Regions from separate parts of the Homo sapiens genome. Here region 1 is linked to region 2. A link is an interaction called in ENCODE POLR2A ChIA-PET data of the cell type or tissue named here. Cell type or tissue: GM12878. All regions are shown on one strand. Each heading gives the region's core, and the rest is flanking DNA. Links, peaks and the distances in the headings are about the cores only. Region 1 overlaps DRC3 (dynein regulatory complex subunit 3). Region 2 overlaps TOM1L2 (target of myb1 like 2 membrane trafficking protein).

Region 1 (5,370 bases), core at 117-5,116, 100 kb after region 2:
GTAGCCCTGTGTAGCCGTGTGACTTTGGGCAAGGCATTTCATCTCTCTGGGCATCAGTTTCCATCCCACAGGATCACCAAGGTCCTGTAGGCTTTACCTGGTTGACTCCAAGGACTCCGTGTCGCAGGCCCTTTTGTACCCTCAGCTGCAGATGAGGAAACTGAGGCCCAGAGAGGTGAAGTGACTTGCCAGGGTGGGTCCTGGAAGCAGTGGCAGAGCCAGGACTTGAACATCCCCAGCACAGCTACAGCAGCTGAGCACCAAGACAGGCCCTCAGTAAGGGTGCCCTTCCAGATAGCACACCAGAGACAGAAACGCACACTGCCTGCTTCCCCAGCTGGGACCGGCTCGCAGGCCCCCAGGGTCCCCAGGCCTCTCTTCTGGGGCCTCTCTGAGCATGTCTGCCTTCTGCTCTGTAGACTCCGCAATGGTTTCTGCCTCCTTCCTTCACACAGGCCCCATTCCTGAATCCCTCAGGCTGAGGGTGGGGATGCACCAAACACACATTTTACCTACATCTCAATCCTGGCTCTCTGGGCCTTTGATTTCTTCATCCACCAAATGAACCAAATGAGACCAGGAGTTTGAGTCTCACACACTGTTGAGCGCACAGTCTGTGCACTGTGCCAGGGTTACCAACACCTTGGCCGTGCCCTCCGCAGCCTGCTCCTGAAACAGCTGTGGGCTTCCTTAACAGCCACTCACCTACAAGGACAAGTTTGTCATCATCTGCGTGAATATTTTTGAGTATGGCCTGAAACAGCAGGAGAAGCGGAAAACAGAGCTTGACACCTTCAGTGAATGTGTCCGTGAGGCCATCCAGGAAAACCAGGAGCAGGGCAAACGCAAGATTGCCAAATTCGAGGAGAAGCACTTGTCGGTAGGCCCCGAGCCTCCTGAGGCCCTCCCTGTCTCCTGCTGTAGGCCCTCCCTGCTCTTGCCACTCCCACTGTAGGGGGACTGCAACTCCTGTACCCTCTGATGACCCCTGAGGCCAATGGTTATTGTCCCCATTTGCCAGAGATCATACAGCTAATCAGTGGCAGAGCCAAGGCCCGCCTTACACCAGCACCACCAACCACAGCTCCCCACTGCTTGACGTGTGGCCTGTGGGTCTTTGTCACACAAAGTGCCCTTGGGATTCAAGGTCGGCCCTACCCCCCAACTTATCATCATCGTTACTATTAATAACAGTATTAGTATGACCATTACTATTTTGACAGTAATGATTACCATCCTTTTATTCATTCATTCATTTAATAGACATTTTCTGAGCTCTACTCTCTGCCTGATCCTAAGAAGCTAGAGCCACACTGGACATGGTTCCTGCCCTTGTGGGGCTCAGACCCAGGCCCAGGCCCCACCCCTCACCTGAGCAAGCAGAGGGATCAGTGCCATCCTGGAGGGAAGCCTGGGGAGCCTTGGGGGTGCCCTAGGGGCGCCTTATCTCAGGCTGGGGAGTTTAGGGAAGGCTGAGGCTCACAGAAGAAAGAAAAGTTGATGGGGAGGAAGGGCGTTCCTCCACCCACTAGGAGCAGCAAAGGAGAAGACTCTGGGTGGTCAGGACTCAGCCTAACCAGGCCATGGGGTCCAGCCCAAGCAGGGGCCATTGGGAAGGGCACCAATCTTTGTATTTGATGGCAACTGCCTCTTTGAGTTGGCATTACTTTTAAAGACAGGATGCTTAGCCTGTTGTAAATCACAGATCTTTGTGAGATGCTAAGGAAAGCTGTGGACCTTCTTTTTCCTCAAAAAACTGTTCACACACACCAAGCTTGCTTGTAGCATAAGGGGCTTTAGGGAGCCCATCCTTGTTGTGAACTTAAGGCCCTTCCTTGTTGTGAACTTAAAGTAGAGCAAAGTCCCTCGATGCGCAACTTCAGATCTGATGGAGTTGGTGATCCACTCCCATGTGCTTCCCGCCTCCCCAACGGCCACCCCCATTCCTGTCTCATTAACCTCCAGGGCCTCACATGTTGTGCGATTTAATTCTCAAGACCCTCCTTGTTATATTTTAGGGAGCAGGGGTTACTGCATTCAACCAGAAGTTCAAAACTGTCAGCAGAGGAATACATTTGGCTCACATATGTGTTTTATGTGGCCTGAATAGGGTTTTAAAACATTTCGAACATCCTGCTGACATTAGAAACTAGCAGATTTCACAGAAAAAATTGTGGTTGCCAGCTTCTCTGGAAGCAACTGTCATCAGGGCTTGAGTGGCAGTTGTCCCCTCTGGACAGGTCATGTCTCCAGTCCCGCAGTCCCTGTCCAGCCTTCCTTCCTGATATTTATCTGGTCCCTGTAGCCACTGGGCTTGGGAGTGTCAGCTAGCTGGCTCTTCCTGAGGCCTGGTGCAGGGACCCAGCCCCTCAGCAGCGAGTCCCTCTGCAGAAGCAGGATATGGGCCATGCCAAGCCTGACTTGGAACATGGAACGTGCCACTTGCTCCTCCGTTCAGGCACCTGCCTTCATTGCGGGCCAGCTCCTCAAAGGCCACCTCGGACGAGCTGACCATCCTAGTGCTCCCCTTCTAGAGCCAAGAGCAGTGGATCCTGCTCAGCCTGCATGCGGAGTCCCTGGGCCCTGGAAATGTGCTCACATTCAGGCCCAGCAGCACCCTGTGGCCTGGCACAGGGATTTTCCATTGTTCCCTGGGTGCTTTCCATGCACAGCCTGGATAGAGGCCACTGACTTGGAAGTTCCCAAGACCCCATAGGCCCTGCAGACCTCCAGTTCCCTCCCTGACAGGCCCTCTCCTATAGGTTTTCCTACGCTCCTCCCACTCATCCCCATTAGGCCTCATCCATTGCACACAGTGCACTGCTCCAGGTGCCCAGTGAGTCACGTTTCAGGGTCATGCTGCAGCCATGTAAGGCTTGGGGCTCAGGCAGACTCCTCACTGGTGACCCAGAGACACATTATTGACCCTCTCCTAGCCTCCATTTCCTCATTTGCAGAACAGAGATAACCACCTTGAAGAACTGTAGTGAGAAACAGAGAGGGAAAGCACTTGTGCAAGGCCTGGAGCAGAGTCAGCCCAAAAGGATGACAGCATGTCTGTGTGTAGTCAGCTGCACTCTCGAATGAGTAGTGTGTGCACATGGCACAGCCTGAAGAATGGCCACTGGGGGATACGGTCTCCCTCCTACTCCTGTATCTCTGTGTGTGTGTGTGTGCGTGCGTGCACACGCGCACATAGCATGCCCTATTCTGTACTTTGCTTTCGTGTGTGTGTGTGAGCATAGCATGCCCTGTTCTGTACTTTGCTTTCCTATGTGTGTGTGCGTGTATGCATAGCATGCCCTGTTTTGTACTTTGCTTTCGTGTGTGTGTGTGTGTGTGTGTGTGTGTGAGCATAGCATGCCTTGTTCTGTACTTTGCTTTCCTATGTGTGTGTACATGTATGCATAGCATGCCCTGTTCTGTACTTTGCTTTCCTCTGTGTGTGTGTGTGTGTGCATAGCATGCCGTTCTGTACTTTGCTTTCACGTGAGTGTGTGTGTGTGTGTGTGTGCATAGCATGCCTTGCTCTGTACTTTGCTTTCGTGTGTGTGTGTGTGTGCGCGCATAGCATGCCCTGTTCTGTACTTTGCTTTCACGTGAGTGTGTGTGTGTGTGTGTGTGTGTGCATAGCATGCCTTGTTCTGTACTTTGCTTTCCTATATTATGCATCTTGGAGAGCCTTCCAAAATGAAAAAGTAGCTTCTTTTTTTTATAGCTAAAATATCGCATTGCATGGGTGAGCCATAATTATTTAGCCAGTCCCTGTTGATGGACAGTTAGGTTTTTTCCCAACCTTTTGCTCTTTTAGTGTTCCACTGAATAAGTTGGTGCAAGTTTGACCTGCAGGATGAAGTCCTAGAAGTGGAACTGTGCATTGGTTTTTTTCATGGTTATTGTCCAACTGTAACCTACAGAACCTGTACCTTCCACAGCCGTCATCAGGCCAGTGTCACAGGCTTCCTCATGTTTGCCAATCTGTGCACCCTGAGTATGCATTTATTTTCTCTTAAGTGGGGATGAGCAACACGTTTTACATGTTTTACAACCATTTGTGTTTTTTATTCTGTGAATTATTTGTACTTATATTTTGCCCTTGCCCACTTTTCTATTTGGTTTTTGGTTTCTCTCTCTCTTCTTAAATTATTTATTATTATTATTTTCAGAATAGGGTCTAACTCCATTGCCCAGGTTGGAGTGCAGTGCACCATTATAGCTCACTGCAGCCTTGAACTCCTGGGCTCAAGCAATCCTCGTGCCTCAGCCTCCTGAGTAGCTGGGACTACAGGAACACAACACCACACCTGGCTGTTTCTTTCTTTTTTTCTTTTTCTTTCTTTTTTTTTTTTAGCTAGTCAAATTTAGCAGTGGGAGACTGTATACCAACTTCAGTGACACCAAATTTAATAAGTTCTCATAACCTACTACCATCAGACCAGACCTTTCTTTTTTAAAAAGTTATTACCTGGCTGGGCGTGGTAGCTCACGTCTGTAATCTCAGCACTTTCGGAGGCCAAGGTGGGTGGATCACCTGAGGTCAGGAGTTCGAGAGCAGCCTGGACAACATGGTGAAACCCCGTCTCTACTAAAAATACAAAAGTTAGCCAGGGTGGTGATGCATGCCTGTAATCCCAGCTACTTGGGAGGCTGAGGCAGGAGAATCACTTGAACCCAGGAGGTGGAGGTTGCAGTGGGCCAAGATCATGCCACTGCATTCCAGCCTGGGCAATAGAGTGAGAGTCTGTCTCAAAAAAAGAAAAAAAATGTTATTACTTTGTAGGAGCTCTTTGTAGATTGTGTCAGTGAAATGAATGGCAAATATTTTTCCCGGTTTGTGTTTTATCTTGCAATGTTGTCTGTGGTGCTTTTGCCATTCAGAATGAAAAATTTTTTTGGCTGGGGGAGGTGGTTCACAACTGTAATCCCAGCACTTCGGGAAGCTGTGGCAGGAAGATCGCTTGAGCCCAGCAGTTTGAGAGCAGCCTGGGCAACATAGTAAGACCCCATCTTAAAAGTAAATACATAAATAAATTTAAAAGAATTAAAAAATTTTTAAGGTAGTAGAGTTTACCAATCTTCTGGTTATATTTGGCAAGATCTCAGATTATTTGTTAAAAATCTCCCAGGTTTGGCCGGACGCAGTGGCTTATGCATGTAATCCCAGCACTTTGGGAGACCAAGGCGGGCGGGTCACCTGAGGGCCGGGAGTTTGAGACCAGCCTTGCCAACATGGTGAAACCCCATCTCTACTAAAAATGCAAAAATTCACTGGGCATGGTGGCAGGCACCTATAATCCCAGCTACTTGGGAAGCTGAGGCGAGAGAATCGCTGGAAACTGGGAGACAGAGGTTGCAGTGAACCAAGATCAC
Region 2 (5,370 bases), core at 273-5,272:
GAGAGATCCTTCCATAACATATGGAGTTTTATCCAATTCTCACAACTAATTACTTCTCCTTAAGTGGACCTTAATATCCCATGTTTTAGAGTTAAGAGGTTTAGAAAGGTGAAGACATTGATCTAGGTACAAATTGTCAGTCAGTGCCAGAAGGAGCACAAGAGCTGTGATTAGCCTTCTCTGGAGCCCCAGTCTCCTCGCCCACCTTGAGGCCACAGGGCCATCCCTCCCTCACAGCTCTCCTCCAAGCAGCCACATCAGCTAAGAGTGCCTCAGATGACAGGCAACATGTGTTAGATTTATTGTTCCCCCCTTTGGTCCTTGAAATAACCCTGTAAGATGGGAATCATCCCATTTTAGAGATGAGGAAGCTGAGGATCAGAGGTACCATGTAACTTAACCTAGGAGGCCAAAGCTGGGACTCCCCATGCCAGGCAGCTCCGCAGCCAGCCAGAATCGTTCCTTGCCTTGCTGCTGGCTGCACCTTAGGAGGCCCCGGGTTCCTCTGGGCTTGCCAAGGAAGATTCTGGAGGTTAGCACCCTCAGGGCCTCTGAGTGACCACAGGTTTTACTAAGCCAAGGAGGCATTTTCCTTTCTGAGTCTCTGCTTGTGCCTGATTCTGGTAACCGTGAGGTAATTGGCATTCACTCTCTTGTAGTGATCCATGGGGGCACTGAAATGAACCAGAGGGGTTCTTTCTGTTCTCAAGGGCCTTACAGGCACCCTTCTCTCTAGGATTCTCTAAAACCTTCCTCCCAACTCAGGCAGTGGGGTGTTGGGGTCAAGGCAGATGGCAAGAAGTATGCTTTATTTTGTGAGAAGCAGGTGGGAAAGGTGAGGCTGCAATTATGAGTGGGGAAGAGAATTGGAAAAACAGGCATAGGTCTGAGGAGTAGAGCAGCCTGGGGCTCCACTCCACTCTCAGAGCAACAGTGGCAGGAACCACTGCCCGCCATTAGGGAATACATGCTTAGTTTCTCCTGCACAGCAGTCCTCAAGGTCAGTGTGTCCCAGCCTGGTCTTGGAAGTGCCCTGGACAGAGATGCATGTGCCACAGAGCAGCCCCAAAGCCTATCTGAGCAGGAGATCTAGGAGGTCCTCCCTGGGCTGGCAAGAGCCGCTTTAGGCCACCCTGCCAAACAGGACCCTGGCAGTTTTGTCCCTATAGGTTGAAAGGCATGAAACATACAGTGGTAATTTTCCAGAATGAAGCCAAAAGCCATGGAGAAAGTAAACGGGGCCTCTAAGCAATCAGAAGTGATGTTTAAGTCCACAAATGAAGACACAAGCAGAGAGCCCCTCAGGGCTTCTTACTAACTTATTTTGGGTAAATATTAACAATTTTGGTGGGTACAGATATGAAGTCCGGAGAGGGCCACAGGAAACAGGAGGACTGAAAGTGACTAAGAGAGTAAGTGAAGCCCTATCAGCAGACGTGAGACCATGCAAAGCGCGCTAGGATGGGGCCTCAGTGTAGGGACGGCAGCCCTGCGCATTTCACAGGCCTCCCAAAGGCATGGCTGGGTTTGTAGTGAAGACCTAACCCAAGGAAAGGTCAAACAGTGTCCATCATGCCCTGCTAGAGGAAGGCAAGTAAACGCAGAGTTCACTTTAGAAAGATTTCCATCCAACACGATTACCATGAAGTTGGGTGTGTAAATGGAGATGTTTTAGATAGCAGTAAAATTCCCTGATATATTAGAGCTCATTCCCTCGTGATATGAGTTATTGAAAGCCACTCGTTTTGGGCATCACTCCTGGTTTAGTGAATGCTGTGGCTCAAATTCTGAGAAAAAATAAAATAAAAGCTTCAACTCCCTATTTCTCAACCAGTCTTTTCTCCTTTATTATTCAAATCCCAATTCCCTGGCAGAACTCTCTTAATAAGTTTTGGGGTTTCGCTTGGGCAAAAAATCCAAACAGGTTCTCTGCTTTAAAAGGAAACATGGTTGTTTTGGATAAATAACCTACTATTTCAAAGCCCCAGAGAAGTTGACCTGGTGACCTGTTACAGTTTCTATTTTAAGAACTCACTGTGGCCCAGATTTTGCCACATCTGAAAAACTGTTAGTTCTCAAGACAGAAATAACACCTGAAGTCGTCTTTTTAAATTCTCTGACAGCTTTGGTAAGGGCAAAAATCTGGTCTGTTCCTTCCTGAAAAAAATCACTTGGCTGACTTTTTCAAGAGTCTTTGTAGCTATTTTCAGTTTTTACCCCATGCAAAAGACCACTTTATGATGGCAATCCACAGCTCAGTACACCTCACTAGCTGTGAAGGCTGGGTAAACCTCCAGACCTCTCTGAGCCTCAGTTTCATCATCTGTACGGGGGAGGATAGTAAAATCTCTTTTGGAGGGTGGTTGTAAACATATTCATTAATGTCCAAAAAGTTCAGCACAGTCCCAGGCAGGGGCAGGTACTCAATAGGTGGAAGTTAACTTTTTTTTTTTTTTTTTTTTTGAGACGAAGTCTCACTCTGTTGCCCAAGCTGGAGTGCAGTGGTGCGATCTCAGCTCACGGCAACCTCCACCTCCCGGGTTCAAGCAATTCTCCTGCCTCAGCCTCCTGAGTAGCTGGGACTACAGGCACCTGCCACCATGCCTGGCTAATTTTTGTATTTTTAGTAGAGACTGGGTTTCACTATGTTGGCCAGGCTGGTCTTGAACTCCTGACCTTGAGATCCTCCCGCTTCAGCCTCCCAAAGTGCTGGGATTACAGGTGTGAGTCACCGCGCCTGGCCAACATTTTTACAAAGAGGAAACTGATATCTAGAGAAGGAGTTGGTCTCAGTCTCAGAGCAGGCTGGTGACAGAAAAGGGACCCACCCAAAACCTTTAGCTCCTCTGCTCTGGGCTTCTGTACCTGACAGCACTGCACACACCTTATCTTCTGCTCGTATACATTTACCAAATTGAAGCTCACCACTCCCTGTTTCAGAGGACAGGAAAACCCAAAGGCAATACCAGAAGGCTTTGCTGGACTCCAGTGGCCCAGGCACCAAGCCATTCAGAGGTTGTGCTAAGTGGGCAGAGGGAAGGCCCTGTGAGGGGGGCAAGGCCAGGAGCAAGGAGTTCCCCAGATGACTTCTCTCCTCAAGGAGAATAGCACTCACTGTTAATGCCAGCATCACCTCTCTGTAGTTCCGGTTCCCGTTGAGCCGCTTCTTCAGGGCTCGAATGGCATCCTTTGGCCTGGAAAAAAGAACAGACATATAAAGATACTTACAATCCCACTTGAGGACACGATCCTACAGATATGTGAACTAGTATATATGCAAGACTATTTGCTGGCTGCAGCATGTTTGTAAATGTAAAAGACTGGGAACAAACTGAATGTCCATCAATACACAACAGGTTAAATTAAATCATTGACACAATGGAATACTATGCAGCTGCAAAAAAGAATAAAGAAACTCATGCACCAATATACACCAAACTCAAAGACATGTGCATAAAGTTCTTTGCATAACAGTGTACAAAGCTTGCTATTAGTTGAGTTATAGAAGGAAAGCAAACATACATAGCACAGGTGCCAGCGTAGGGAAGAGACTCTCTAGAAAGAGCTATAACAACCTGGTAACTGTGGCTGCCCCTAAGGAAGGGAACCAAAGGCGGAGGGAGGTTTTTCACTGGACTGCCTTTTTGCAGACCTCTTGAATTCTGTATCACATGCAAGTATTATTTATTCAAAACCCTAACTAACCCACTGGTGTGTGGGTACATAGAAGAGAGTTTTTCCAGAGAAACCATATGAGAGACACAGAAGAGAGCGTGCCAGGTCCTTGTGAGCCCTGGATGCCCGGCTCTTCCTGAATTCCATGGAACTCCTTTTCCCAGAGAAAGCTTAAGTGAGTCTCCTTAAAACCCAACAAGTTTTGTGTTTTTAGGTGACAGATCTGAGGTGGATTCCCAGATAAAATCTTGCAGAATTATAGACAGTACTCAGTTCACAAATGGGCTCTGTCCAAAAGTTGGAGTGGAGCTGTTTGGAAGTTGGAGTGAGTTCTTCCTTAATTACTCTTATACCTTAGAGTCAGGATTCCCAGGCAGCCCTCTAAGTATACATATTACATGTAGGTCTTGTGTCTAACATGTAATTTAATTTATTCTAACTCAGGATTCAACAAAGCTGTGGGCCTAGCAGCTGCCCCTGGCACAAAGCCCCTGTGCTGACCTGACCCATCACCCTATGCTCTGGGGAGCCCTCAGTCCGGCTGTGGGCCAGCGCTTTGCAATCACACATGGGTTCCAGCCTTCCACTAATCTATGTGTCAATATACTGGTCTTTCCCAGCTTGCACGTTTGTTAAGTCAGGGATCTCCTATTCCTACAGTTTTAAAACATTTATACTCTACCAAATGAAAAGGCCCCTTCAAATGTGTATGAGGAAGTTGAGGAGGGGAAAGGGTTGATGCTCTGCTAATCAGCTTAATTTAAGAGAAACTGGGCCGGGCATGGTGGCTCACAGTCTGTAATCCCAGCACTTTGGGAGACCAAGGCAGGTGGATAACCTGAGGACAGGAGTTTGAGACCAGCCTGGCCAACATGGTGAAACCCCGTCTTTACTGAAATATACAAAAATTAGCTGGGTGTGGTGGCAGCTGCCTGTAATCCTAGCTGCTCGGGAGGCTGAGGCAGGAGAATCGCTTGAACCTGGGAGACGGAGGTTGCAGTGAGCTGAGATCACGCCATTGTACTCCAGCCTGGGCGACAAGAGTGAAACTTCATCTCCATAAAAATAAAAAAGAGAAAGTGTGTCCAGCATTATGGCTCATTCCTGTAATCCCAGGACTTTGGGAGGCCGAGATGGGTGGATCACTTGAGGTCAGGAGTTCAAGACCAGCCTGGCCAACATGGTGAAACCCTGTCTCTACTAAAAATACAAAAAAATTAGCTGGGCATGGTGATGTGTGCCTGTAGTCCCAGGTACTCTGGAGGCTGAGGCAAGAGAATTGCTTGAACCTGAGATGTGAAGGTTGCAGTGAGCTGAGATTATGCCACTGCACTCCAGCCTGGGTGACAGAGTAAGACTCCATCTCAAAAAAAAAAAAAAAAAAGAGAGAAAGAAAGAAAAAAAGTTTAAGGAGCAAGGCTACTAGAAGAAAATTTTAAAACACCCTGAATCACCTGTTTCCCATTCCCAGCTTGACATATGGCTGCCCTGTAGGAATTCTTGGCCCCTGGGTCAAAGGGCTGATGAGACAGACACAAGGCTCCATGGGGACTGGGCCCAAGGCCAAGTATGTCTGCAGTACGGCTGCCATTTCCAAAAGGGGATGCTGATTTCTGCAAATATGGGACTTAACCGGCTCTCTGCTTTGAAGGCTGTTTGTGGCATGAGAGCTGATGAAATTCAGTGGCTACTGGC

Evidence for each region. ChIA-PET counts read pairs that join two places held together with the same protein. Peaks named below come from ENCODE experiments on the same cell type or tissue, not always from the same donor. Only the 100,000 strongest peaks of a DNase experiment are listed, where the experiment ranks them.
Region 1: POLR2A ChIA-PET joins it to region 2 with 5 read pairs; 2 of 35 experiments call an interaction of 5 or more read pairs at or near these places.

The regions. Positions count from the first base shown.
Region 1 is chr17:17,996,755-18,002,124 of GRCh38, forward strand. It overlaps DRC3 (dynein regulatory complex subunit 3), which reads left to right. Exons shown (of 14, transcript NM_031294.4): 9 at 706-880. Among named protein-coding and RNA genes, the nearest start is that of DRC3, 27 kb to the left of the region's middle. In GM12878, for the core only: no CTCF peak of the experiment used is centred there; no DNase peak of the experiment used is centred there.
Region 2 is chr17:17,895,481-17,900,850 of GRCh38, forward strand. It overlaps TOM1L2 (target of myb1 like 2 membrane trafficking protein), which reads right to left. Exons shown (of 15, transcript NM_001082968.2): 3 at 3,116-3,194. Among named protein-coding and RNA genes, the nearest start is that of SREBF1, 61 kb to the left of the region's middle. RefSeq lists an enhancer at 2,274-2,323. In GM12878, for the core only: no CTCF peak of the experiment used is centred there; a DNase peak (open chromatin) is centred at 2,171; H3K4me3 peaks cover 751 bases; H3K27ac peaks cover 958 bases.